Linked DNA regions of Homo sapiens: region 2 is linked to region 1. The links are chromatin loops, found by intact Hi-C in ENCODE. Cell type or tissue: PC-9. All regions are shown on one strand. Links, peaks and the distances in the headings refer to the core of each region. The heading gives the core; the rest is flanking DNA.

Region 1 (12,086 bases), core at 2,256-10,255:
TTCCTAAACCATATACTTTACTTTCTGCAATTCCCTCCAACACCACCTGTTTTTCTGTTCTAGACCTACAGGATGCTGTTTTCACAATTCCTTTACACCCTGATTCCCAAAACCTCTTTGTCTTTACATGGGAAAACCCCGACACCCACCTTTCACATCAGCTTACCTGGTGCATACTAACTCAAGGTTTCAGAGACAGCCCCCACCTTTTTGGGCAGGCCCTGGCTCGTGACCTCTGTACCTTATCCCTAAAACCATCCACTCTCCTTCAGTATGTTGATGATCTACACCTATGTAGACCCTCTCAAAGAGACTGCAATGTCCATACCATCTCTCTTTTAAACTTCTTGGCAGAATGGGGGCATCAGGTCTCCCCTAAGAAAGCACAAATAAGCACCCCCCCAGTCACCTATCTAGGCCTAGCTCTTACCCCGCAAACCCGAGGGCTCACAACCGATGGCATATCCCTCCTCCAGTCCCTCCCACCTCCACAAACTAAGCAAGAAATTATCTCTTTTCTAGGACTAGCAGGATATTTTAGGCTCTGAGTTCCCTCCTTCACTCTACTCACCAAACCGTTATACCAAGCCACTAAAGGCCCTCTCCATGAGCCTTTAAACCCTGCACTGCCTATTACCTAACCTTTCCGTCTACTCCAGAAGGCTCTCGCCTCAGCCCCCGTCCTCACTCTCCCAGACCTAGACCTCACCAAACCTTTCTCCTTCTACACCAATGAATGATGTGGAGTTGCAATAAGTGTTCTAACCCAGTCTAAGGGACCCACCTTCCAGGTTGTTGCCTAAACAGCTTGAAGCCACAGTTCTTGGATGGCCTGCCTGCCTCCAAGCATTGGCGGCAGCTGCTATCCTCACCCTTGAAAGCTTAAAACTATCTCTTCATGCCAACCTAACAGTTTATTCAACCCATAACATCAAAGACATGCTAGCTCACTGCAGTGTACTAAGTCTCATCTCTGCCCAACAGCTCCTCCAACTCTATGCTCTATTCATAGAAACTCCCCACATCACCATGCTAACCAGCTCCTGTCTAAACCTGGCTACACTCTTACCTGAAGCTACAACCACCCAAGACCCTACGCACTCCTGTGTGAACACTGTTCAAACATTTCTTATACATTTTCCAAACCTAACAGACCAACACCTTCCAGATGCCTCCTTTACTTGGTTTGTAGATGGCAGCTCCTTCCTACATCAAGGACACCAACATGCTGGCTATTTTATAGTGTCACCCCCCACACACTATTGAAGCCAATATGCTCCCTCTAAGAACCACCTCCCAAAAAGCTGAACTCATTGCCCTCACTCAAGCTCTCACTCTAGCAGCCAGACAACAGATCAACATATATTCAAATTCTCATTATGCATTCCACATAGTGCACTCACACTCTTCCATCTGGAAAGAACAGCGTTTCCTAACTGCAAAAAACACTCCTGTCATACATGGCTCTCTCATCAACAAACTCCTTCAAGCTGCCAGGCTCCCACAGAAAGTTGCCATCATTCATTGCAGAGGCCACCAAACTCCATACGATCCTATAGCAGCTGGAAATGCACTAGCAGATTAGGTAGCCAAACAAGTACACCTACAACCTGTGCAAGGCCAGTTTTTGTCCCTGTCCTTGTTCTCTCCTCTTTAATCCTCGGAAGAAAAGGAGGACTTCTGAGCCCAAAACCTTCAAAAGCAAGGACCATGGTAGGTCAAGGAAGGGCGCTTCGTTCTTCCTCACTCTCAAACAATCCCTATCCCCCAAAGTCTCCACAACTTTTCCATGTCAGTTCCAAACCTCTCTTACAACTTCTCCGCCCTATTCTCACTTGTCCTCACCTTTCCAGCTGTGTTCAAGAAATCACCCAGTCCTGCTCTATCTGCCACTCAGTGTCACCCCAGGGCTCCCTCCAGCCACTGCCTTTTCCTACCCACCAAGCCCAGAGACAGGTACCTGGGCAAGATTGGCAAGTAGACTTCACTCACATCCCACCCGATAAACAGCTCCACTATCTTCTAGTCTTTGTCTGTACTTTCTCCAGGTGGGTAGTTCCAAACAACTTCAGAAGGTGAGGTTTGTGGTAAGTTTAATATCTCCAATTGTTGTCTTAACATAGACGATAATGGAAAAACAGTACTATAAATCGCTTCAAACATCAGAAAAGTAGCCCATGTACCAGTCCAAACCTGGAAGGGATGGGACCCAACAAACATTCTAGGAGGGTGGTTCTCTAATTTAAGAGGATTTAAAATGCTGGTAGGGACAGTAATCTTCATCACTGGGCTCCTCCTGTTTCTCCCCTGTATTATCCCACTAATAATAAAAGCTAATAAAAGTCTTGTTGAAACCATAGTTAACCACCAGACAATCCAGACGATGCTCCTGCTGCAACGACATGATGAATACCAACCCATCTCTCAAAAATACCCCCAAAATTAAGTTTTTGTTTCCAAGGTGGCCACACCACCCCCTATGTCACGCTTGAAGTAGTTATTGAGAAAGTCGTCGCTTTTCCCTTTTTCTATAACCAAATAGACAAGAATGAAAGACTTTCCCCAGGGCCTGGAAGCCGGCGGGGGGAGGTGGTGGTGAATAACTCCTCACTTCTGAGGCCTAGTCCCAAGGCACAAGACCACTTGTGCCAACAGTGTTTGTCAGCAAGATGGCAGAAGCAGGAAGAGAACTGGCCGGAAGACATGTACCCCCTGAAGACCGAGAGAGGTACTGCTGTCCAGGTACTGCATAGCAGTTACATCAGACTGAGATACTTCCTGTTTACAGGAGACTATAAAACTGCTACCCTGTCCGCATTTGGTGCTGATGCCCTTTTAAGCCTCAGCCCGTCTGCACCCAGGCACACATTAAAACAGCGTGTTGCTCCACACCGCCTTGTGTTGTTCGTTGGTGCGCTTTCAGGGTTCAAACCGATACAAGAGCCTTACAATTCTGACAATTCATCTGTGTGTTTATCCATGCTCCAATCCCCTGTCAGTTGGTCCAGCCTCGAATGCCTGCCCACATCAGTATGTGCCCCATGAGTCATAACACCAATCCATCTACTAGCTCTAGGATCCCCACTGTATGAAGGGACTGTCACAGACACAGACACGCCTGACAGCCAGTACAATGCCTCAGCCCAACCTTACTGGTAGCCTCATAGACAGCCATGTCACCACCTTCCATGTGAATCAAGACCTATGTCTTGAAATATGCAATGACTTTGCAACCAGCGTTCATCTGATGGATCTACTAGGTATAAAATGGCAGTCGCATGGGTCAAAGGAAGGAAATAAAGCCTTATTAACTTCATTTTAAAATAGAAGAAGGAATACATATTCTACTATTTATCAAAAAGTCCCATCACCACCTCCCACTTTGCTGGTAATCTGCAGTGGCAGTGTTGTCCTGAGTCATCTAGGTGAATTCAAGGCTGGAAGCAATGCAGTTGGGCGTAATTCACCATGACTCACAGAAAAAAAAAACTGTTCACTAGGGTCCAGAAACTTCTTGTTTGTTTCTCATATAGCATATAGATGACTTTGGCATACCAGAATTTGTAAACAATGGTCCTACTTTAGTGAGATAAAAAACAAACTTTCATTCTCTTCCTTGTTGCTTTCAAGTAATGTTCAGGCTTCTTTTGTGTCAGGTATCATAGCTAGAGTTGACATACCTAGAGTTTTGACAAAGTAGCCAAAGACAATAAGCAGAAAGCATTTTCTGCAAAATAAAGACATTATGCAAAAAACAATAAAATATTATTTTATTTTATTTTTTTCGAGATGGAGTCTTGGTCTGTCACCCAGGCTGGAGTGCAATGGTGCAATCTCAGCTCACTGCATCCTCTGCCTCCCAGGTTCAAGCAATTCTCTTGCCTCAGCCTCCCGAGTAGCTGGGATTACAGGTGGCTGCCACTATGCCCGGCTAATTTTTCTATTTTTAGTGGAGATGGGGTTTCACCACATTGGCCAGGCTAGTCTCGAACTCCTGACCTTGTGATCTGCCTGTCTTGGCCTCCCAAACTGCTGGGATTACAGGCATGAGCCACTGCACCCGGCCAATAAAATATTATTTTAAAAAAGAAAAATGGAAAAATTAAGAGCCTAACATTATTGAAGGCAGTGGAGGGTGGGGTGGGATTTTGGGTAGAGGTTGTTCCCTATTTCACTTCCCATTGAATTCCATCCATTTAATAAAACTGGTTGCACAAAAGATTGAGAGAGGACTTCAAGCCTTTCTTGATAGACCATACACCTCTGTCCTACTCTACCTCTCCATTCCCATCAGTCATACAATCCGGGGTAGGGAAATGGAACACACCTCCTATTCTCTGTCATCAGTACCTTGAAAATGAGGGTTTAGACTAATAACCAGGCAATCTCCAAGGTCAGTTCCAGACCAGCTCTGAAATTAAATTACCTTAAGGCTTCAGAGAACTAAAAACCATTCTTTCATCAAATGGTTGGAAGTCCCTGGGACAGTGGATTGTTATTCCCCAAAACCAAAACCTAGGATCTATCCTATCAACAAATCTGTGTGTGATCTCAAGGGCAACAATTGATCAATCTAAATCTCAATTTCCCCATCTGTTGCAAAAGATTCTTTAATCTTGCAGCCATAAAAAAGAATGAATTCATGTCCTTTGCAGGGACATGGATGAAGCTGGAAGCCATCATTCTCAGCAAACTAACATAGGAACAGAAAACGAAACACCACATGTTCTCACTCATAAGTGGGAGTTGATCAATGAAAACACATGGACACAGGGAGCGGAACATCACACACCGGGGCCTGTCAGGGGCTCAGGGGGAAGGAAAGGGAGAGCATTAGGACAAATATCTAATGTATGTGGGGCTTAAAACCTAGATGACAGGCCAGGCACGGTGGCTCAAGCCTGTAATCCCAGCACTTTGGAAGGCCGAGGTGGGCGGATCACAAGGTCAGGAGTTCAAGACCAGTCTGACCAACATGGTGAAACCCCGTCTCTTCTAAAAATACAAAAATTAGCCAAGTGTGGTGGTGTGCACCTGTAATCCCAGCAACTCAGGAGGCTGAGGCAGGAGAATCACTTGAACCCGGGAGGCAGAGGTTGCAGTGAGCCGAGATCACACCACTGCACTCCAGCATGGGTGACAGAGTGAGACTCTGCCAAAAAAAAAAAACAAACCTAGATGACAGGTTGATAGATGCAGCAAACCACCATGGAACACGTATACCTATGTAACAAAACTGCACATTCTGCACATGTATCCCAGAACTTAAAGTCAAATTAAAAAAAAAAAAAAGATTATTGAAACCTGCTTTCTGTCCATTTTTCTGAGACACAGGAAGACGTCATGTGAGATCCCATATTTATGATACTATACAGATGCTCCTGGAATAATACTACAAAGTTGAAATCCAACCATTATGTTTCCCTCAGAGACTGGATCCAGTGCTACCAACTCAACAAAGCTACTATCATCAGCCTACAATTCCTTTCTTCCCATAAAACCACTCATCATAATTGAAGTGGCTAGTGGTGCAGTATGGCTTTTTATGGGACTTAAATGGGTGGGCAATTCCCTATTACTTTGTCAGGTCTGAGCAGGTTGAGGGTAGGAGTGGGAAGAGGGATTAGAACTTAAAATCAGTCTGGTCACAGCCACTAGTATACTCCCATGCAATACGGGAAGGCTTGGTCTGGCAGGCAAAACACCACATCTGATATACAATGGTCCAGTCAGCAACAGCAAAAACAAACAAAATGAGGTGTCATTGCACAACATAACATCAGAAAATTGTGAGGTAGACACTCCTAGGAAGGTCAGGAATGCAGATCATAAGCTTCGAGGAAGTCTGTCAACAGATTGTAGAACCCAGACTTCAAGCTGGAATTTGGGCTTGAAGAATGAGGAAGGGGCTGATGAAAAGGTGGGTAAACAAGAACCAAGACAGTCAGAGGCTGGTTATTTAAAAGAGAGTACAAGGGACAGAGTATTAGAACAAAGCAAACATTGAAACATTCCAATCAGGGCTAAAAGGCAGGGGCAGGCCAGCAGCAGCGAGGGAAATAAATCAGAGGCAGCCTGCACATACGATTGATTTAGTGATCTAGTGGCTCTAGCTGGGGATAGAAGGGATCCTGGATAAAGAAAACCAGACTAGGCCTAACCTGCATATTTATTAGATTGATCAGAATCTTCAGACAATAGGATAATATGAAAATCAAGGAATCTTTCACATTAAATTTCATCACTTGCTCCACTCTAAATAGACTGATTATACAGAAAGATGGGCTCTCTAGAACATTCCTTAGAGGACTCTGTAAGGTGGGCATAGAGATAAAGATGGAGTTAAAGTCCAAGTCTACGACCTGGAGCAATTTTGGAACAAGCCTTGATGTAGGACTGTAGATGGGACTACAATATAGTTTCAAGGATGCTTACTCAGTCTGGACCAGTAGTATTTAAATGGTAAAAATGAATTTAAAAACATTGTTCAGGGTAAGTTACATCAACACATGTGAAGGAAACACACTGGGTGAACCCTATTACCTCCTGAGCTACTGACCCCACAGTGAATGTGTTAAATGACCAGGCTTCCCTGCCTCTGAAATATTGGTACCATTGTCAGATATCACAGCTCACAGCACCCAAGACTGGGCATCCAACATATGTGATGAATAAGACAGCTAAAATCTTTATAATTCAACTAAATGAGAGTATGGATGTTATAGTTCTTCCTATTCTCCATTTTTGTACACTTTGTTCCTGTGGCCAAACCTAAGGGAGTTTATAGCCTTGAAAAACACTCAATACATACATCAAAACAGAGGGAGATATTTAAATGACTTTGAACATACCATGAAGTAACTCATTCACAACGTGACCAAGTCTACAAATGATGAGTAAGCCATAGGAAAGCAACTGAAAATGACTTATAAGAAAAGCAATTGAAAAAAAGTATTCAAGTAGTTCCTATAAGCTTCAGAAACAAGTATTAGGAGGTAACAAAATGGCAGCATCTCTTAAAACTATATTGGATAATGTCATGTTAAGTGTTAACTATATTAGAGTGCTGTCTTTAAGTTGTAGCATTTCAAAATAATGTGTAATAATTTTGGCAATGAGATCAGAAATTTACTTTTTGTATCAAAGTATTTTTATGTGTTCCAAGGCAAGGCACTGGTGCAAATATTTCAGATGAGACAAAGATTTTTGTTTTGTATTGCTGCTAAAGGTTCTCTCAAGTTCACTCAAACATAGCATGGTTGTTCTATTTTAGGCATTGTATCAAAGTATAGGAAAACAGAAATCATTTCCTGTTTCTAAAAGGGAAGAGAATTAATGCAGGAAATTCTTTACAAAGGTGACCAAGGAATTGAGTCCTAAACAGGGAAGAGTGAATAAGCCAGGGACTAGCAACAGTTGGAAGCCACTACCACTCCTAGACCAGAGAGAAAAGGAAAAAGGGGTGTTACAGAACGCAAGGGCTGAGCCCACCAGGGTGTGCTGGTCAATGTTTAACAAATTGGTTCTCTGTCAGTGGAAAGCCAGGATTTGGCCTATTTTAAGTCATCAATGTGATATTGATGGAGTTGGAAAAACATAAACGTGGAGTTGAAAAAAATAAACAAAATTGTCCCTCATGAACTGGTGTGAGCTGGCTCACACACTAGGATGGAATCATTTGACAGAAGCTGTGGCCATGGCAGGAAGCTGACAGCAGCAGACAAGGAGGGGAAAATACCCTGGCTTCTCCAAGCTGCTTCTCATCATGCATTACTGCCTGCAATTAGGTCAACACAGACAGAAAGATGCCCAACCAAGAGAAATGCAACCTGCAGGGACCAGCCCCGCTACAACTCACACAGAGTACAGTGGGGAAGGGAGAGAACTGAGATACTTGGAATCCTACTGATATTTTCAATATACTCAATTAGATTAACCTAGCAATGTAGGGTTGAAATGCATGATACCTACATCTGCAGATGAAGTACCAGCACGCAACTAAAAATTCAAATTTGGCCTCAGCATACAAAACCAATGACAGTTTTTAACCTTTGAGTAAATATTTAGCAGGAGTGGGCACTGAGGTATCTGGATTGACTATCTCATGATGTTACAACGTGCATTTAAGAAGCATTTTGTGCAATACAAGGAGAATTTAAAATGATTAAAATTCCATTAATCACATTTCAAATTTCAAATTAAACGCTCACCATGCATTCAATTCATTCAGGAACCATTCCTCCGTGCAAACTGTTCCAAACACTTGGCATATAGTAGTGGACAAGATGGACAAAATCTCTGCCCTTGAGGAAACTGCACACTAGTAGAAAAGGAAGACAATAAAAATAAATAAGCAAACCATGTAAAATATTAGAAAATAATAAACACAATAGGGAGAAATAAGCAATGGAATGGGGATAGTGAGTGATTAGGGCCGTTACAATTTTTAAAAGGTTGGGAGGGAAAGGCCTCACTGATAAGGTATCATCTAAGCAAAGACTTGAAAGAAATGAGCAGTAAGCCATGGGGGTTTGGGGCGGGAGCAGGGGAAAGTGCCCTGGGTGGAAGTTGCTCAATGTATTGTAAGAACAGCAAAAAGACTGCAGCAGTCAGGAAAGAGGCACTACAGATCACGTAGGCCATTGTAAGGTTTCCAGCTTTTACCATACATATTGTAATTGGGAGCTACTGGAGAATTTTGAGCAAAGGACTGGATCAATTTGGCTGCTGTGTTTGAAATAGACTGTAGAGGTCCAACAATGAAAGCAGGGAGGCCAATTAGGAGGCAACTAGAATAGTTCAAGCTCTAGAGAATGATGTGGCTTAGGTCAGGGTGGTAGAAGTAAAGGTGGCAAGAATTGGTCAGATTCTGGATGTATTTGAAACATAGGTACAGTAGGATTTGCCAAAGGATTGGATGAAAGATGTGAGAGAAAGACCAGAAGTTCAGGGATGACTAAAATTTGGGGCCTGAGAGATGACAACTCTGAGTGGAACAGTTTTTGGGGGAAAGATCGGGTTTTGTTTTTGAACATGAGAAGTTTGAGATGTCAGATATTTACAAGAGGTTGCATCAAATTGGAGAGAACATTATCTTGTGTTCAGATAGAGGCCTGGGCTGGAGATATAAATTTGGGAGTTGTCAATATATAGATGGAGTTAAGGTCATGAAAATGCATCAGATGCCTAATGTTTGTGGATTGAGGCTGGCAACCTTTGTCAACTGAGGTTATGTGAAGAAACATTAAGACAAAGCCCTAAGGCACCCATTGTATGTGATGGATTAACTTCCTTCCTATGCACCTAGAACTAGTTATTTTCCTTGGAAAAAGTTGAGAAAATATTCTCTGGAATCATTTTTTGTGTCCTTGGTTCAGATGAGAAACCATGGTTGAAAAGGACTGATAGGGAGTTTGAGATAGTCAGGACAATGACGGGGGCACAGAAAGGAAGCTGAGAAGTGGCCTTTGAGATGGGAAGAAAGCCAGGAGAGCGCGAGCCTTGGAGAGTAAGTGGAGTGATCAAGAGTGTCAAATGCTGATGATGGGTCCCATGAAGTGAGAACTGAGAATTTATGGACAGATTTGGCTACACAGAGGTCTAGGGACCTTGACAAATGCTGTTTCAGAGGATGGTAATTGGACTGGGCTTAGGAGAGAAGAGGAAAAATGAATATTTTCAGGTATAGTTAGATAGTGATTCAAAGTGGGTCCAAAACTACCTGTTAATAATTTCTCAAGTGTCTGATTCAATCAGATTGAATAATATTTTCAGTAGGCTTAGCTTTTAAGAAAATTATACCTATTTTCAAGAATTTATCTGTAAATCAGTTTTTTTTTTCAGTGGGGGACAACCGAACAAAACTTTAAAATATATTAGATATTAAGGCTCCAACTCACATCTACAAATCTAGATTTCAAATACTTGTGTTCATAAATAGCTTCGTTAATGTTACTGGTTAATTTGAAGATAAGTAGTTATTAGAAACCTGAACTTGTGAAATAAATTCATGCTAAAATAGAACTTGTAGCTTTAACATATTGAACTTTTACTTAAGTTTCATTTGCAGAATATTTAAAAATCACTGACACAATCTAGTCATTTCTATTATTTTAAACTTCCTTTTAAACACATTACATATGTGGAGAGCTTCAACCACTTGAAAGTTGGTGGCTGACAGTATAAAATATACATTCCATAGCCCTCATGATCCACTAATCTGTTCAAATAATTTGTACAAATCACATAAATTCTCTGAAACCTGGTTTCTTTTTCTGTAGAACAGGAATCATAATACTGGAAGCATTCATTAAAAATGCTTTACGAGTCTAGCAAGTACAGTCTCTCATTAGTGATAGTAAGTGACATATTAACCCTGGACTAACTAGACCAATTAGAAAATGTGAGATGTTGGCTGGCTTAGGCAGATGGCCCAGCTGACTTAGGTGAATGGAACAAAAAAGAATCTAAAATAATAGAAGGTGGAAATATAATGTGCAGAGCTCCTATCAAGGACTTTTTGGCATCCTCGCTGTCAAGCCGATGCTTTCCTGGAAGCTTTTGGGGGCCACAGACATGATGTCATATCTGAAAGAGCAGACTCCACACATGAACTGTGTCATACACACCTTCACTTACATGGCTTCAGCTCTTTTCCACTTAGATCATCCAAGAGCTTTAGTGATTGGAGCATGGATACTTGAGATTCTGTGGACTCCTTTGCTTTTCACTTTCAAGGCTTTCTGAAAACAGCTGCAGAAATACCAAGACCTTTGGAAAAGGCTGATCTTACTACATTTTCAGCCAGACTGCAAGCTGAGAGAAGTGGAAATATTACCAGCCTGTTTTCCTGAAATCCCTGTCAGAGCTGCTCCAGCAATTTCTTGGCTTTCCATATGACCTCAAAACAGGACAATCTCATTTTCCAAATCCATCTGCTTTTTCAGCTTTACTTCTAGCCTTACATTTAAATATGCAATTAAGTCAGGCACAATAGCCCCACAGTCCCAGTAGTACCCAGATCTGCAAATCTGAGTTATCATGACCATAGAACATATAAATCAGATGGTAAACTCCAATCACAAATCCTCTACCCAATGGTTCAACTCCAAGAAATCCATTACCACCAGCAACATACTGCAGTATATTTTCAGACAAGCTAAAAGACAAATGCTTTATGTTGAAATGATCTATAGCAAGGGTTGTGACTAGGGTTGGCAAATGTCAAGAATTTCAGTTAATATTATCTCATAGCTAGAGATTTCAAATCCAGAATAACATAGAGGAAGGACTGAAAGAAAAAATGGTCATCAATGTTTAATGTAAAGAATATGGGTCAAGAACTTCAAACTAATCTTTCATTCACTCAGTCTGGCATTAGCAGATTCAGGAAGCTGTTGTAAACAAGTAGCTCTGCACAGCCCACTCCTGCCTGTGTGGAACTACACACACTAGCCACAGCTCAACACACCGCACTCTCCTGGGGACTGCTGCATCCAAGAACTCATGCAGCCAGTCCTCTTGGAAATAAAAGTTAACCTTTCCCTTCCCAAGAGACATAAAATTCTCTCTGATAGTCCCTCACTCAGAGCTGTTTTCTGGGCAAATGTCCACAGCAACACCCATTCAGAAAATCAGAAATCAGGTTGCCAAGTAAATGAGAAGTTAAAGAGACAATATTGAGAAAACAGGCCATGTTGTGCCATGCCATAGCAGCCCTTCACAATTTCTAGGAGACTGATTAAAATTTGGTTCAGGCCCAAGACACAAATATATTTTTTCAAAGGGACAGAGTAATCCTGGGAAGTCCAATCCAAAGAAGACTAAAGGGTCAAGGTCAACTTAAAGTCTATTCCAAGGGTCCTCTGATCAGTCTGGACTGCATCCAACTTCTGGTGCCTGTCTCAATTCTAACTCAAAGCAGGTGCTCAGCTCCAGAACAACACTTTACTGCCTGAAACAGGAAGGCCTACAGGTAGTGTAGGCACTACACAAGTGTATTCTGGTAAGCAGTGAGGCTTCACTTTTGGTTTTATTCTGGCTCAACTGTCCACCCTCAGGATTGGAGCAGAGCTAGACCAGCTTCT
Region 2 (12,086 bases), core at 2,609-10,608, 180 kb before region 1:
CACTAAGGCAGCCTGGCTGGGAAGCCAGCTGGCATCCCTCTCCTCCTAACTGAAACTGACTATACCACATGTGGTATAGACCATACAGAATTTATAGATTCTTCCCTGATATAGCCTAACTTCCTGACTAGTTCAAACCTGGGCAAACTTGTTGAATGTAGCTGGCCTAGTTGTACTCATGACACAATCCCCAGCCTCTAAATCTGTAGTGACAGAGAATCAGAACTGCCCCCTCCCTCACCTTTCCTTCCTTTGCACAAAGTTCTTTGATCTACAGTGAAGTTCCGGAAATGGAAGTGATGGCAGTAGTGCAAAAATCAGGAAACCAAGTTGTTAATTATTCCAACGGTTGCACCAAGAAATATGAAGAAAAACAGCATAGGATGTGGCCAGTTAATAATTTCAGGTACTTAGGAAAGAACATTTAAAGGTTTTTAATGCCAATAAGATAGTTTTTAAAATGCTGAAACTAAAAGGACAACTAAATAGTTTCCTACTGAACATCAAGAACTAATGTCCTATCTGCACACATTACCCCTTGAGTCCTAAAATAGCTTAGGGCTTTGTAGTGAGGCTGAAAAATAACCAGAAGTAATGGCAAATTGCTGTAACTTCATCACTCCACAACCTTATCCCTCAAAATCCAGATAATAAGCACATCCTTCAAATCATCCCCAAAGCCAATAATCTTGGCTTTGGTATACTTAGAATGAGTTTGATTTCTGCAGGAGCCCTGCCTCAAAAGTCATTAATGATTATGTGTAAGATGCACCCTGCCTGAAACACACAGAGGATTTCAAATATGTTTCTCTAGTTATGCGATACAAGCTTTGAAGGTGAGGACTCATCACAACCACTAATTATCCCGGCCAAAGAAAAGCAGAGCAAACACTTGGGAACTTACCTTGGGACGGCAGCCCAAGTCTTTTTTAACCGATAGATGGAATTAGACTGCAGTGCCGAAACGATGGCCCTCAAGGAGGAAAAATTCTTCAGGAGTCTACATTCCTGCATGGGGAGTGATTAAAACATAAAAGGCATTTAACTATCAATATTACAATGACTTGGTGGTTTCCTGTTTTAGAGGTATCACAGCTGCTATGAATTCTTACCACAAAATAGGCAGCTGTATAAATAGTGAACATCAAAAAGTGGCTCCTTCCTCCCACCCCAGTCATCGAAACACTTTATAGATTTTGGCACAGTATGCTTGTTTTTCTCTCGTCAATATATTTTTTTGTGTTGTTGTTACAGTTTTATAGTTTCCAGCTTTCCTAGTAAAAACACTAATGGAGGTAAGTCTACAGAGCTATGCTAGAAAGAGCAACTTTCTTCTGCTGAAAGCACACAGATGTCCTAAAAATATGCACTTTAGATCTTCTTTAGATCCCAAAATGAGCTGGGCAGCAGCCACTTTGAGGTCAGATGGTATTGAACATCTCATCACCAACCCTTGTCCACAGAGGTGTATATAATTTGGCAATAAAAATTCACCACAAGTTGAACTTTGGCTTTTATGCTCTTAGCCAAGGGGGGATATTTTTATACACATTCATTTGGTTTCAAATTGGCTTGTCCTGCAACCATAAACATTCAAAAACACCTTGGTACTTCAATGCTTCCAAAATAACTCGGCCTTTTAAAATAAAATTCATTTTGGCAATGTTTTAAAACAAAATAGAAAGAGAACAGGAAACATTCTGGATGCCATTTTCTGGGTAAGGAGAGAGGCTCCCTATTTAAACTTAAGCTACCATAAGGAGCCTGTAGCATCAGCAGTTAGTGACCTTGGAGTCAAAGTCCTGTGACTGAATAGCAGGGACAGCAAAACAGACAGGGAGAAAGTCCCATTCTTGGCTGGCATGGGGAAGGTAGCAACGTGAGGAGACTGGACCAGGCCTTATGTCAAAGGAGATGCTTCATATACAGGCACATGACAGCGTACTAGGCCCAGTGTTTACAAGTGAGTACACCATGTGAGCACGTATTTGGTTTTGTGTAGAGTATCTCAGGTAAGAAGTCCCAGAGTGATTGGGCATAAATGTAAATCACTTCGAGAATCATTTCACAAAGAAATGTTAATCCTGAATACGAAGGAAAAACAGCACTCTAATTTAGCATGCCAAAATCTGGACACTGAAAACTATGCCAAACAAACCCTCAAACATTTTCTTTAGAGTAAATGCCAAAGTACTTAATAAAAGTCATGTCCACCCTTTTTAAATGCCTCAATGTCCTCCCCTTATTTGGAAAGATATAAAGAGAAAGAGAGAAGAAGGAGGGGAAGGAGGGAGGGAGGGAGGAAAAGAGGGAGGGAGGGAGGGGAAGAGAGAGAGAACAAGAGAAATGTTCTGAATTGCAATCTGGAAACTAAGCCTATGGGAGCATGGTTCAACAAAGGTTCACAAAAGTTATATTCTAAAAATCAGGAAACTTGCAATAAAAAAAGGAACTCAGGAACAGATACATCATGCAAATTGAAATAAACACATGGAACACATTATTCAAAAAGAGGTTTAAACTAAGGGTTTAAAGGAGTACAAAAGGCATCTGGTCCCATTTCTAGAAAAAGAGGCATCTTCCAGGAGATGTGATGCAAAAGTAAAAACATACCATTAAGGGCAGTCCAAGAAAATATAGTCATATTAGGTCAGAAAAATTTTCTTTTTCAAATATCCTTTCAATAGAAATTGACTACGATGAATGCAGGAAAGGTAAAATAAATCTTGGTAGCAAACCACTGGTAAGCCTCATTATTTTATTACATTTCCCTACACAATTGTAAAAGATACAACATACTCAGTATTAGGAAGTGATATCACCAAAAAAAAAGTAAGAGCCCTTGGCTTTATTAGCACATGATATGGGATTTGAAATATACTTCAAATGATTCAACTTGCATTTCTTATTACTACATAAATGCACAATTTACATTCAATTTGGACCAAAAGTCATCGCTTGAGCCCCACTATGTCACATACACAGATGCTATATTGTCACTATAGCCAAAGTAGTTGAATGAATTAGGGGTAGACAGTCTGCTTTTGAGACATGCTGTGACACTTATGGCAAAAAAAAAAATAATTCCTTATCATTCTAAAAAAACAGAGAACTTCTACACTATATCTCACTCACAACTTCTTTTGTATCTCTTACTTGCTGAGCAATAAGCTCGATTTAGAATAGGAGAAATAGAAGTTGTTTATGCAACTTACACTCTTTGTTTCTTGCTGACTTTCATAATACACTAAGAAGTCTGTAATAACAGACCACCTGAAGACTCAAGGCAAATTATCTGGCACAATTGTGTCTCTGCTCTTTAATCAAAGACAGCAAAAGAGAATGTAACATTATGCCCTATCAATAGGGGCTCAAGGAAAAATATATTTAAGGGGACATAAAGCAAAATGTGTTTTGGTTGAGAGTTTACCCATAGAGCCCAGAACACAAATTAATATGATATTTTCATATTAATAATTTTTCAAAATCATTATTTTGCTGATGTAATTTCTTTTGCCTAGAAAAAAAAAAACCTCTCTAATCTTCAAATACCAAAAATCCTATCTGTTACTCAAAGTTAATTTCAAATGTCAATTCATCCATGAAACCTTCCTTGATCATCCCATCAGAAATGATTTCTCTCTCCCCCACTTTTACAGTGCTTATCTCCCATGGCCCTACTCCTCTACTGTCTCAGGCTGAGATAATTCCAGTATATCTTAGCTTCCTTGTTTGTGTACGGGTTCCTGCAAACAAATAATTATGCTCTATCCTAGTATGTCCCCTAAGTACAGAATATTGTGGTTTACACACATTAGAAGTTCACAAAATATTTGGTGGCCCACTGACTGCACACTGTTGCCATTTTCTCAGTCATGAGATAAGATGCTGAGAAGGGGAGGTCCTATGGTATGTAAGCAGTTCATCCAAGAGACTAGACTCCAACACTCAGAAGAATGTGAGTCAGGCCTAGGAACAGACTCCTCCCCTCCAACTTCAGATTAATATGAGACATGACCTCAGATTAATATGAGATCTCTGTAAGTGTCTCAGTCCTTTAGAAAAGAGATTCAGGACTCTGAAGAAGTACCAGCTCTTCAAAACTGCAGAAGATGTAATGCCTCCAGGTACTGGGAGGGGGCATAGGTAATCACTCTGGGTTGAAGGGCAGTCTGTTTTGACATGCAGACCATACATTTATATTTACTGAACATGGTGCTGAAACCAACACTCAGTCTTGTCGTGAATACAAAGGGGAAAGCAGACAGAATGTCTCACTCTAGAGAGGTAGCAGTGTGAGAGCCCATAACTGGGAAGAAGTGAGCAGGGGTCCAATTTTTTAAAAAAGAGGAAAATAAATAAGCTGCCAAGTTTAGAAAGGCAACTTTTTTCTTACTCTGGAAGAACAACAAAAACCCAGTGGGCTCTCATATATGGTCTTTTGACTGCCTTTTCAACCAAACAGCTAAACCATTTAAACGAAGTGATGGAGCAGTCTCTTGCATCTACCAAACACAAAGAATATTTTATAAAAGACAATTACATGAGCGATGTTGATCCACTTCTCAATGATTTTGGCTCTCTGCTGAGTTTTGAGTTCTTTGCCCCCCAGGATGGTGCTGACAACACATTTGGTGAGGGTATTAAACTGAGAGATGGTGGCACGGATCGTAGGAGCCAAATGTTTGTTTTCCTTCTTATCCCTTCGAGACCAAATGCAGCCCAGGCAGTGGTGAGGCACTACTTTCTTGAAGAGTTGCTGGAACAAAAGAGGAACTGACTTTAAGGACAACACAGACATTTCATATGGCAAAGCATGTCATCTGGGTCATTTGTAAATTGGTATTTTTGTGAATGGCCAGATAATCCTTTTCTACTTGATTTGTCTCATGGTGTCCATTTCAACAGACAAAAGTAAATAATTAATATACTCATCGATAATGTTCACTAGAAGGAAAATCTCCACCCTGTTCCACACTGCCTTGTCAAAAGTGATAAAGCAGAAGAGCTAAAGCCACCACGATAACTCCTCACAGTCCTCTTGTATTTACCATCTAACACCGACCTATGAAATCTGACTGACATACTCAAATATGTCCAGCTCACAAAAATATTCAAACTTCAAAAGTACAGAAAGCACACGTGGAAATGAGGGGCCAGATACAATCACATGTGGATTCTGTGAATTTATTTTATTCTAACTTATACTTTGATCCCTTTACAATCCTCCAAATAAACAGTTCAGATCTTGAAATATTTATGAGTGTAAAGGGAGAAAAATACCCACAGAACAAGGCAGATTTTGTTTCACAGGGATTCGAATTCTTATTTCCCTCTGTGTCTTGAGCTCCAAAAGCACCTTCTCCTAGAGTTGCAAGAAGAGCTCAGGCCTGAATTATTCAGATGATTGATTCAAGACACATCTTAACTCTGTATCTGCAGGCGCAGCCTGTCTCAAGGATTCAAGAAGACTTAAAATCACATTATCCCACTGCTGTCACCGGGGCACCAGTGCCATCACTCCCCTATGTTTTAAGTGAAAGTACATCTGATCACAAAGAGAAGACATACTGCATCCATGTAGGTCAGCTGCTCTGCCACGAGATCTTCTGAGAAGCACGTGAATTCTGCTGACTCTCCACCCTCCAGTTCCTCTTCCTCTTCCAGGCTGAAGGAGATCGTGTTGGGAAGCCCATCTGTTCACATATGGAAAAGATTAGTAATTTGGCGCCAGTGTATATAATCTTGCTTATAGAGTCATCAGACTTTACTCCTTGTTTAGGAAGAAGAGGGCCAATCCTCCAGAACAGCCACAGGGAGACAACCACAAGCACAATGCATCTGAGAACAATGGAGATCTTCCCATCTCTGCTTGTTCTTAGATTCTCTATTAAGATCAGAGCCCTCATGCTCTCACTCTGACAAATCACTGGCTCCTAGGCCAAGGACAGAGCCAGGATAGGCAAAGTCTAGAGAGAGCCCTTTGTCTAGGGCTCTTTCAAACTTTTTGATCAGATCAGCTCCAGGACTAATCCAACTAACTCCTAAACCCCAACCATGCAATTTTTGGTTGCTGGGCGACTTATAACCAGAAGCCTGGAAGGACTCGCCATGAAGGCAGGTATGACTTTGGGCAATAAAATGAGCCATTTTGGTGTTAGAAATGCTGACGAAGCCCTCAAAATTCTCAAAATGTTCAGAGTCACTTTCAACTTCCACCCAAAGCTAAGAATGCATGAAGCAGAACAGTCTTCAACTAAATTCACCTGAACCTATCACAGCCAAGATCATCAATTAGCAAATTACATAGGGCACAGCATGAAGAAGAGAAAATCAGTACCCAGGATTCCGAATAAAAAGCAGAAGAGCCCACACCTGGAATAGGACCTCCAGTCTCCATTTTGAAAGACTGGAATTTGATGAAGGTTTTCTGACTTAAATCCCCAGCCTTCCTTTCCTGGAACCTTTCCCCAGTGCTCGGGTTGTTTCCCAACCTCAGCCCCTTCACACCCCTCACACTCCTTCCTGTCAAACCTGTTCTCAAGGAAAGAAAACTCTAGTTACATTCAGTTATATCTTAGCAGAAATGTAAATCAGCATGTTACTACTCCCCCAGAATGCTTATATTTTGAGCCTTTTCTTTCTTTCTTTGTAGAATTAAAGACTATTGGGCATCTTGGATTAAGTCACAGTGGCTTTCCTTCATTTTCCAGGGAAAAGGAGCTTCCGAGAGTGGACCCTACACCACTTCCCCTTTAGGGCAGCATGTGGTTATCTGCCTATACTGGTGGCAGGTATGTGATTTGAGGATTGCCCCTTTACCCTGGACTTGAAGTTCCAGATGCCAATGGGGTTGGGTTATGACTGAAAAACGTAGAAGGGGATCACTGCCTATCCCCGGAGTCTGCGACACAAACAGGTACAAGCTAAAGGAAGCTAAAACCCCATGACATGGAGGATGTTAAGCAATCTAATTTCATCATTCTTCCTCCATACAACTCTGGCACTGTTTAATTTAGAGGTGTAATTAGAAACTTGGGATCCCAAATAAAGGTTCAGAAACGGCCTCTCCCTCGTCTTGTCAACAAATACATACATATATCCCATTTGCCCTGCAATGCAGAGCCTAACCCACTTCAGTCAAGGAGCAGGGTATGTGCTAAGGCTTGATCTTTCCATTCATTCATTCAGCAAACACAGCAGCCCAATGTGTGTCTATAATGTTGCTGTGCATGAAGATTACATGATCCTTTCTCTCTGGGGCATAGTCCATGCCTTCACTGTTTTCTGCTTTTGATTCTCCTCCAGAGATAAGTAACAACATGAAGCACGATTTTACTTTTTAAAAACATATAGGAGAGCTTGCTTCTTCCGCAGGAGTAAAATTGGGTAAAACAAGCACATGGGAACTGAGGCAATCTCCCTCTCCCCTGCCTCAGCCTGCCAAATGAGCTCTGCCTTGCAGTCCCTGTGTTGGAAACAATGAATGACTGGTCCCACCGGTTCCCCAATTAGGCTCAGAGCCAGGGGCAGCCCCAGTGGGGAGAGCTGGGCTCCAACACAGCGTTTCCCACTCCAGCACAAAGCCAGGCATGGAGGCCCTGAAGGGAGCTGAGGTCCGCAGCTGGAGGAGTGCCCCTGGTATTCAAACATTCCTGGCAGATGAAGTCATCTGAGATATAGAGTATTTGGCAGTCAGCTTCCAATGATGCAATTGCATTTCCCTCTCTCTGGGACCCCCATCCATAAGAAATTCAGCAGGTATTGTTTGGAATTTAGGTCTATTTTCTTTGGAGCTGATGCAGCTTTCCTTATTGGTGCTGAGGAACATTTCCTTTCCCTTACTGATGAAGTCAGGCATCCCTTCAGGGTAATGCCTGTCAGAAGCTCCAAGTGGGTCAGCCACCATGGAAACTGTCACCCAGCACCCCAGTGAGAGGATACAACATCACACTGGAAGCCTGTCCCAGCCTCTTTCTGACTTTCTTCAAAGCCTAATAGTTCCAAGCACCTCATAACCTGCAGTGGTGGCCTTTCCTTTGTCCTTGCAAATAGGAAGTTAATCTTCAAATAGGGAAAAACAGCTGCAGAAACTTCCTTTGATGAGGCCCTTATAGATGCTAAATGATGACAATCTGCACTGGCAGGGGACCCGTTACAGTGATGCTTTTCCATACTGAAGGACAAACACCTTTTCCAAGCTTTTGGGAGGGCAGGATCAGAACTAGACTTCATTCCTTGACTGCTAGACGGGAGTGGTTGTGATGGAAGGCTAGAAGGAGCCATTAAACAGGTAATAAAATGCAAATTCAGGTTCAGCATGGTACATGTTGATAAGGGAAGATTAAAGTTCATCAAGGAGACCCTCTTCTTGGTAACAGAAGAAACCCCAGGAAATTACTTAATTTTTCTGAGCTGGAGTTTCCACAGTTTCCTCATCCATAAAATGAGGGAGCCAGATTAGGTAGTCTTGAAAATACCCTTCTCTGTCTAAAATTCTAGGCTCTCTAATTAGTACTTCAGTAATCTTGAGAATTTTATACTCAAGCCAATCCTCCAGCAGCATGTTGTTTTGAGGGTACCAAGGTTTCCTATTAGCCAGCACAGGGAGAACCTTTCTCCAGCGTGGAGGCTGGAGAATCAGAATCTAGCCTTTTCCCTGGGAACAAACAAGTACTCACTGTCAGTTTCCACTTCTTGCTTCTGAAACTGCTCAAGAAGATTTTGTGCTCTTCTTTCTGGGTCAGAGCCCGGCATCATCCGTGTGAGATAATCCAGCAGTTTCTGTAAGCAAGGGAAGTGAGGGGGCTCTCGGAAGTCTTCTGCACACTGGTCAAGCCAGGCCCTTAGTATGGAAGCGATTGCACTGAGAAAGACAAATGGAGAGTCACTGCACCCAACTGGCTGTGGGGAGGCAAAGCAATCCCTGGACACCAGGGTGGACCCCAGGGGCACCCCTGGAAACTTGGGTGGGTGGTCAACAGATCATTCATCCAAAAGTTCCTAGAAACATCAATGGATTTAAAGCACTTGAAAACAAACTAAACTTTATTGTTTTAAGTGGAGTGCTGCAGTGAAACTGATAAGGTTTTTTGTTGTTGTTGTTTGTTTGTTTTAAGGAGGCTAAACTTTGGAAAAACCCATACAGGGCAGAAAAATTGATGTGTAGAAGGTTTAGTGAGTCCTGAAGAAACTTCAAAGCAATCTGTACACAATAAGATTATGCTCAAATTAAATCCCACAAAATCTGCCACCTAATATGTTAGGAAATAACTGACTGCCGGTAGGCCAGAAATCCATCTGATGAAAGGAAGTGCCTGAGTGTGGAAAGATAAATGCATAAATTCAAGTTGACAAGGATCACCAGGGCTTCAGCATGAACACTGAAAATGTCCTCATAAAATTATCCTTTTGTTTCTCAAATTACAATGAGAGGAATATGTTTCAAGTAGCAGAAACAGTAGGTAGAGAAGTTATGTCTTTAAAAGATAAAGAACAAAAACTTGATAAGCAAAGGTGATTTCTTCTGATGGCTCTGTGGGTCACAGAGTCCACCTAGGGGAAGACAAGGTTCCAGGGCACAAAAAGAGACAGGGTCATTTGTATGTGCACAGCTCCCTCCAGTATGTTAGTAATAACACAGCATGTTGTCTTTAGGTTGGGGCACCCACTCACTGAAGGCTAGAGACAAATAGCTGAAGGATAAAAAGGATAAAATGTTTTGCATGCTATTATTCTATGCTTCATCTTCAAAGAAGACTTTACCAACACTCCTGACTCAATCACATGCCACAGACAAGGAGAACAGAACAGAACACTCTGCCTGCCTAGCAACCAGTTACCCCATACGGTCCCGGAATAGTCACTGCTGAAGGCTGGAGAAGATGACAGGGACTATACATTAATCCATGCATCTTTTATTGACAGAGACACAACACCTCATCTTAACTAAACACTTTACCAAAATTTTTCAGCCAAAAAGAATTTTTTAGCACATTTTAAAATTATCATTATCACCTAATTATACTTCAAAGAAATTGTTTTTTTAGTTAACAAACTATAACTGGACTAAGTTATTACCCACATATGTGAAAGTGAAGGCTGGGCTTTCACAGGTGTGTCTAACTTTCTTCACATCTTGATTTCACACCAAGAAGCTGGACTATCATCAAAGCATAAGTATGACTAAAGCCAATTTAATGCTTAACTTTTGGAATTGAAGTACAAACAGAAAGAAAATAAATGTGTTACTGTTTTCATTATGGTGTAGATCATTGTTTCACTAATGTGGAACGTTAAAGCATTTGGAACTATAATATTCAATTATCTGCATCTAAAGTAGATACATGAAACCATCAAATGAAAGTCATAGAAATAATTCAATACTCCAAATATTTAGTCCAGATTAAATGAAATGATAAACAATAATTTCACTTTCTTCCAGAAAGCCAGAAATTAATTGAAAACCTGATATTTGCATTTACATCAGCTTGACTTTTACAGAAAAAGAGTTTTGCACCTTTAAAAAGAGGGATGAATTAATCTAATTAACACCACTATACTTGCTTAATGTTTCTTAATATTTCAGTGAAAAGATACTCTTATGATGACACTGATGGAAAAACAGATATGGAGAGGTGATAATTCATATCATATACTCAAGTCAAAAACAGTAGCAGCCTAACAACAAGACAGTGTTTCACTGAAAAGAACACCCAGACGGAAACACAAAATTACAGGTAAGAGTCAGTGATGCTAATATATTATTCACTTCTTAAATGCCTGTGATCCTTAATTATTATGATAAAACTCATTATTTATTGCAAAAAAGTAAGTCTTACAAATGTACATAAACTAAAAAAGCAAAATACCTACTCTCTCCCTTCATCCTAATCCCATTCCCAGGACCTTTTGTTAACTGTTAGAATATATCCTTCTAGGCTTTTCTGTGGATATGTATACATATTTAAATATACATAATATGTGCCAGGTGTGGTGGCTCACGCCTGTAATCCCAGCACTTTGGGAGGCTGAGACAGGATTATTGCTTGAGCCCAGGAGTTCGAGACCAGCTAGGGCAACGTGGCGAAACCCCATCTCTACAAAAAATACAGAAAATTAGCCAGGTGTGGTGGTACACGCCTGTAGTCCCAGCTGCTCAGGAGGCTGAGGTGGGTGGATTGATTGTACCCAAGAGATAGAGGCTGCAGTGAGCTGTGATCACACCACTGCACTCCAGCCTGGGTAACAGAGCGAGACCCTATCTCCAAAAAAAAAGATAGACAGATAGATAGATAGATAGATAGATAGATAGATAGATAGATAGATAGAAAGAAAATCAACATGGGCTTTTTTACTGAGCAGTATATTACAGATACTTCATCATTACCTCTAGATCTATCTTATTGTTTCTCATGATGTGGACACACCATAATTAAGTATTCTTCTACTGGAAGGCAGGTATTTAAGTTATTTTCAGGTTGTCACAACTACAAAATATGTGCATCCTTGCCTCCATCTCTGCATGCTCGTGTGGGTATTTCTGATGGGCACACAGCACTTACCTCTATGGAGAGCTGCAGCCTCAGAAGAACTAGGAGAGTTCTAAAGAGGAGCCTTCGTCCACATTAGACTTGCCCTTAGGTGGACATTTTGTGTTCCTCAATCTGATGTTTTTAATGAACTCTGGCGATCTATACATTTTTTTACTCTTTGTGACAGTGACCTTCCTGTAGCTTAGCCTAAGAAGGCTTTGAAAGTTCACCACAAACTCAGATACTCAATCAGCCAGAAAAAAGCATTTTCACACAAAAGAGGAATGAAGGGGGAGGAGGACGAAGAAACAGAGAAAGGGAAAGACATACACAAACAGCACAATAGAACACGAGGCAGAGCCCTGCCCTCCTCATCGGCAGAGCGTTTCTCAGCACACCAGGCAGGGAAGCTTTCTGGAAAGGCCTGGACACATGCCCAAGGCTCACAGTAGCTTTGTGTGTGCCAGTCCTGGGAAGAAACTTTCCGTTCTTGATAGATTTAGAAGCAGATACAAATGCGAAACTTTTAAGATTTCAAAAAAGAAAGCAACA

Evidence for each region. Peaks named below come from ENCODE experiments on the same cell type or tissue, not always from the same donor. Only the 100,000 strongest peaks of a DNase experiment are listed, where the experiment ranks them.
Region 2: a loop joins it to region 1, with 6 times the contacts of the local background. A loop is called at or near these places in 5 of 110 quality-filtered maps.

Annotation. Positions count from the first base shown.
Region 1 is chr1:183,693,637-183,705,722 of GRCh38, reverse strand. It overlaps a transcript of RGL1 not described here. Among named protein-coding and RNA genes, the nearest start is that of APOBEC4, 46 kb to the right of the region's middle. In PC-9, for the core only: no CTCF peak of the experiment used is centred there; DNase peaks (open chromatin) are centred at 3,492 and 5,852; H3K4me3 peaks cover 693 bases; H3K27ac peaks cover 4,247 bases.
Region 2 is chr1:183,877,396-183,889,481 of GRCh38, reverse strand. RGL1 (ral guanine nucleotide dissociation stimulator like 1) reads right to left here. Exons shown (of 18, transcript NM_001297671.3): 5 at 8,682-8,866; 6 at 5,572-5,696; 7 at 4,544-4,759; 8 at 905-1,008. Among named protein-coding and RNA genes, the nearest start is that of RGL1, 78 kb to the right of the region's middle. In PC-9, for the core only: no CTCF peak of the experiment used is centred there; DNase peaks (open chromatin) are centred at 6,521 and 7,541; H3K4me3 peaks cover 797 bases; H3K27ac peaks cover 2,531 bases.